2 separate regions of the Homo sapiens genome follow, and region 2 is linked to region 1. A link is a contact called in ENCODE Hi-C or POLR2A ChIA-PET data. All regions are on one chromosome and are shown on one strand. The core of a region is the stretch at or near the end of the contact, and the rest is flanking DNA. Distances in the headings are between cores, read along the strand shown. Region 1 holds the start of CDKN1C (cyclin dependent kinase inhibitor 1C). Region 2 holds the start of OSBPL5 (oxysterol binding protein like 5).

What was found. A loop is a pair of places that touch in the nucleus more often than their neighbours do. ChIA-PET counts read pairs that join two places held with the same protein, here RNA polymerase II (POLR2A).
Region 2: a map of gastrocnemius medialis shows a loop between it and region 1 (29-fold over the local background). The contact joins the promoter of OSBPL5 here to the promoter of CDKN1C in region 1. A Hi-C loop is called at or near these places in 1 of 168 maps with a recorded cell type or tissue (gastrocnemius medialis). POLR2A ChIA-PET finds 5 or more read pairs at or near these places in 2 of 52 experiments (CD4-positive, alpha-beta T cell and activated T-cell).

The regions. Positions count from the first base shown.
Region 1 is chr11:2,884,390-2,887,089 of GRCh38, forward strand. CDKN1C (cyclin dependent kinase inhibitor 1C) reads right to left here and starts at 1,386. Exons shown (of 4, transcript NM_001122630.2): 1 at 1,245-1,386; 2 at 281-1,077. The coding sequence starts at 1,067. RefSeq lists enhancers at 376-1,211, 1,212-2,047, 2,048-2,700.
Region 2 is chr11:3,163,954-3,166,653 of GRCh38, forward strand. OSBPL5 (oxysterol binding protein like 5) reads right to left here and starts at 1,357. Exons shown (of 22, transcript NM_020896.4): 1 at 1,263-1,357. RefSeq lists enhancers at 1-95, 1,839-2,551.

The sequences.
Region 1 (2,700 bases), core at 136-2,635:
CCGCGCCCGGGGAGGGGCTCCCGCGGCCGGGGGCGAAAACTGCGCTCCCGGGGGGTCGCGGCCGGGATTCAGCCTCCCACCCCGCCCGCGCGAAGCCGCTGGAGGGCACAACAACGGGGCGGGGAGGGGGGTAAGGGCGCAGCCGCGCCCTGAGCGCTGCGGGCCCTTTAATGCCACGGGAGGAGGCGGGAACCCAGCGAGGCCCCCGAGGGCTGGGGGGACCGGCCGGCCGGACAAAGCGGGGCCGGGCCGGGCCGGGGCGGGGCCGTGCGGGGCTCACCGGAGATCAGAGGCCCGGACAGCTTCTTGATCGCCGCGCCGTTGGCGCTGGCGGCCGCGGTGCCGGCCGCGGGACGTCCCGAAATCCCCGAGTGCAGCTGGTCAGCGAGAGGCTCCTGGCCGCGCTGCCCCTGGTTCGCGCCCTGCTCGGCGCTCTCTTGAGGCGCCGCGTCCGGGGCCGGGGCCGGGGCGGGGGCCGGGGCCGGGGCCGGGGCCGGGGCTGGGGCCGGGGCCGCGACTGGAGCCGGGGCCGGAGCCGGAGCCGGAGCCGGGGCCGGGGCCGGGGCCAGGACCGCGACCGCGACCGGAGCCGCGACCGGAGCCGCGACCGGAGCCGGAGCCGGGGCCGGGGCTGGAGCCAGGACCGGGACTGGGGGCGGGGTGGACGCCGGGGCCGGGACCGGGACACTAGGCAGCTGCTCCGGCGCCTCCTCGAGGCCGTCGAGGGACTCAGCGGCCGGCTCGAGGGGCGGGCTGACAGCCACCGCGACCGCGACGGGCCGCGGCGCCAGCAGCAGGCGGCAGCGCCCCACCTGCACCGTCTCGCGGTAGAACGCGGGCACCGAGTCGCTGTCCACTTCGGTCCACTGCAGGCGTCCAGGGCCCCGCAGCGGCATGTCCTGCTGGAAGTCGTAATCCCAGCGGTTCTGGTCCTCGGCGTTCAGCTCGGCCAGGCGGGCCTGCAGCTCGCGGCTCAGCTCCTCGTGGTCCACCGGCCCGAAGAGGCTGCGGCAGGCGCTGGTGCGCACTAGTACTGGGAAGGTCCCACGGGCGACAAGACGCTCCATCGTGGATGTGCTGCGGAGGGACGCGTCGGACATGGCCCGGGGCTGCGCAAACGCGGGCAGCGAGAGAGGAGAGGACAGCGAGAAGAAGGGGAAAGGAGAGGAGGAGAGGGCGGAGGCCGGGCGCAAGGGAGACCCCGCGCCGCCCGACTCTGCGTGTGCGAGGGACGCGGCGGCTACCTGGCTGTCCGGTGGTGGACTCTTCTGCGTCGGGTTCGCCTGTCTCGTCCGGACGGCAGCCGCGCCCCCTCGATGCCTGCTGGCTAGCTCGCTCGCTCAGGCCTGGCCGGCACCCCTCGAGCACAGCGCACTTGGCCTGTGGAACGCCCAGCCCGCCTGCGCCCCCTTTATACGCGCGGGCCCCACCCCCGTGCGCGCGGGCCCGGCCGCGATTAGCATAATGTAGTATTTTCAGTTTCAACAACACCACGGCGATTGGCGGCCGCCCCGCTGCCCCGCCCCGCCGCGGCCCGGCCCCCGCGCACCGCCCATTGGCCGCGCGCACACCCACCGGGGGCGGGGCGGGGCGCGCGGCCGGGGCGCGCGGCTGATTGGCGGCCGCGGGGCGAGCGCGCTGTAGCAGGGGAAGGGGGCGGTGAGCGGGGCGGGGGCGGGAGTTAAAGGGCGCTGCGGGCGGTAACGTGACACCGCGACGCCCGCCCCCTCGCCCCATCCCCCCTGCAACACTCCCCCACCCCCCCGGCTCCCGCCCCCCGCCGGCTCCTTTGTCTGCAGGCGGGGGCCTCAGCCCAGCGCGGCAGGGGCCGGCTCCTGGCGGGTCCGGTGTCCGGCCAGGCCCAACTCGACCCCGGCCCGGTCCGGACCCCGGCGCCCAGCTCCGTCCCGCGCTCGCCCGTGGGCCTCCTGCGCCAGCTGACGAGGCTTGGACCCGCCGCTGCCAGCTCGGCCCTGGCCTGCGCCGGATGGGGTCTTCGGCTGCCCCCGCGCGGCCTGCTGCTGCTGGGCTGGTGTCCCTTCGAGGGCTCCGCGCGCCTGGAGCCCTCACACACCTGCTGGCCCTAAGGCCCTCGAGTCGGGAGGGGGGACAGGGGTCAGCTCCACTCTTTCCCCGAGGGACCATGTGTGGGACACCTTGAGAGACTCCCACCAGCCCCCTGGAGCTGGAGTCTGAAGCCGCTATCTGCGGAGGCCCACCCTGCCCAGTAGATGGAACAGGGGCTGAGCCCATCATGTCACTGTCGGGGGTCCCAGCCCTTCTCAGCCTTGGGCCAGACCACTCCAGCCCCGGGATCTGCCTGTCCAGGCTGGCTGGAAGCTGTTGTACTGGGTAAAAGTGAAAGATCTGCCCGAGGTCATAGGGGAAGGGGCTGTGAAGGACCATGCCCCTCCCCCGCCTGCAGCCCTTCCTGGTACAGACCTCGGTCGTGCGCGCACGCACACACACACACACACACACACGCACGCACACACACGGTGCTTCACCCCAGCCAGGCCAGACCAAAAGAGACCATTATTTCCTGCTGCCTCCCTTTTGGCCCACCTACCATGAGGCAGGGAGCCCCCTCCTCAAACCAGGAGCCTCCCAGATCGGGATGGGGACTGTCAGACACCTGTTGGAGGGTCCAGCAGCCCATGAGATCTAAGCCCCTATCTCAGGTGAGCCTGTGAGCCAGCA
Region 2 (2,700 bases), core at 107-2,606, 280 kb after region 1:
GAACAGCAAGGCCCTGTGTACCAAGGAGGTGGGATAAAAACGTGCAGAGGGGCCTTACTCCTGGGGTTGGGGAGCAGAGTTTCTGTTCAGTCTGGGATCTGGATCAGCCCTGGTGCAGGCAGACCCAAGAGCATCTATCTAGGATCCCAAAGGCTGGCCCACTTCTCCAGGCTTTGGGAGGCTGTATCAGGTGGGGTGGGACCCTTACAGAAGTCTTCCTGTAAAAGGCACCTTGAAGAGACTGGGGCAGACACACAGAGGGGAGCAAGTTGCGAAACGGCAAGAGAGGAAATCCACCCAGCCGCTTCGGCGGGGCAGACCCGCTCAGCCCAAGGATGAGGGAGGGGCTGGGCTCAGCCCAGGGACGAGGGAGGGGCAGGTAAGCCCACCCTGTGACCCCTCCATACCCCCAGGAGTCACCCCAAACCCTAACTCCAGTTGGCTTCTGACAGGAGGCAGCCCAGCGGTCTGGGTGGGGGTTGGGGGCGGTGCCTGGGAAGCCCAGGACGGGCCTGTTGCCCGGGGGGCTGCAGACTCCAGCCTCCTTCCTGCCTGCCCCACCCTCCTGCACCCCGCTCCCCGGGAGGAATCTTCAAGTGCACAAGACCCTCTTGAGGACTCAGGCACCTCAACAATCCCTAAGGCTCCACATCTTCAGGGGGTCAGTGCCCCAGAGATGGGGGCTGTGGGCAAGGTCCTTCCCTAGCCTGTAATCCAGGCAGCCCCCTGACTCTGCGGACTCAGACACAGCAGTCCTCCCAAGCCCGCAGCTGGGACGCCAGACTCAGATCCCAGACCCCCTGCAGACCCATCAAGACCTGGCTCCTTGGAGCCCGCGTCGGCCGAGCTGGGGGGACAGACCCCCTGATTGGCCAGGGTTTGTGGTGGTCAGACCCAGCCACCTTCCCTGGCGGTCCCGGCTCCTTTAAGCCCCACCAAGTGGGGAGCCGAGCTGGGCGCGCCGCTTCCCACTCGCGGGCCCCACCCGCCCCAACCCGCCAGGCGCCGACCCGTCCTGGCCCGGGGCGCCCCCAGGCTCCCGCGCTCCCCAGCTCCCCAGCGCGCGACCGGCCCCGCGGCGTGGTTCCCCGCACTGGCTACTGCCAGGGTCCGCGGGGCTGCGGCGCGAGCTCCTGGATCCCTTCGGCCGGCCCCCCGCGGCCCTCGGTTCGCTCCGGCCCTGCCCGGCGGGGCCCTCCGGATCCTTCCCAGCCCGCCATCCCCCCGCCGCCCTGCCGCCCCCCGGGCCGCCGCGCTCCTACCTCCTACCGTGCCGCGAGCTCGGTGCTCCGGGCCGGCCGGGCGCGCGGGGGCTCCACTGGCGGCGCGGGCCTGGCTGCAGGAAATGCCAGCAGATGGTCCCCCCGCGCGAGGCGGAGCGAGGGCGCGGCGGAGGGAGGAGGCCCAGGGAGCCCGGAGGCGGGAGGAGGAGGCGCGGCGGCCGCAAAACCCGGGCCGAATCGCCGCGCGGAGCGGGCGCCCAGGGGCTGCCCCCCACCGGCTGCCGCTTCTCCTCATCCCCCAACCCCCCGCGCGCGCTCCGGGGCTCACACCCACCCGGGCGGCCAGAGGTCGGGACACTCCGCTGAAAATGGCCAGGAGGCTTGGCGGGGTGGGCAGCGGTGAGTGGGGTCAGCTTCGTGGGGTTCTCCAACTTAGGGGTGCAGGCCCCCAGCCCACCCTAGCCAGGGTGCGAGGCGCCTCCTCTCCCTTCCTGAACCCAGGAAACTGTCGCCGTTTCTCCCCGTCTCAGGAGCCATCAGAACACAAGAGGAGCCCCAGACATCTGAGCCCGTTGTCCCTGCCCCTTATGTGCTAAGAAGGACCCTCAGTCACACTCTAACTGTACGTCTTTCTCAGGACCCTTTTGACAAGAACCTCCCCTCATGTGCATTTCTTCCTGTGTTTTCTCCTCACCTTCTTCTACCCCCCAGAGACCTTTTTAGACCCCTCAGTTCTCTTGTATATAAAAGACATTCTAATTCCCCTAAACAGCATCCCCTTGGGAGCTGAGAAGTCCTCCCCTGGCCCCTGGCTCCCTGCCTGTAGACCCTAAATTGGGTGTGGGCCCAGGGCTGGCCCCAGGGCGTTTGCATCCCTAGTGTCCAAGCCTGAGGTGCACTGCAGGTCCTTCCTATGGTATGTCCCCAAATGACCAGAAAAACTGGGAGCTGGGCTCGGGCATCCCCAGATGTAGGTAGACCCCAAGAGGGCGTGGAGTCTTTTCCACACAGAACCTTAACAGGGACAGAACTGACCCTCCGCAGAGAGCCCTGGGCTCCTCCCCAGGCAGAACTGCCACTGACACGTGTGTTTCTACGGTTTCACGCTGCAGTTGCATTCGGGAGGCCGCAAGCCTGGCTATCATGGGCGTCTGCAAGACCTCCCAGCAGGGCTGCGGAGGGCGAGCGGCCCAGGAAGGCTCCTTCCAGCACCTGAAGGGGGAACGGCACAGCATGCAGGTGCTCTGCCCACAACAAGCCAGACCCCTTCCCGTCTCAGCCCTGGCCTTGCCCACCCCGTTAGACAAGTTGGTGGGTATCCTCCTGGGGATAGCAGCACCAGCCGCTTGTGTGCGGATCACAGGAACCCACGGCTTACGGAGGCGAGTGGGCTGATCGGACTTGCCCTAAGCTTACCCCCAGGGCTAGCATTGCCATTCCATAGTCACCTTGTGAGGCCTTGGGATGCAGAACTGCT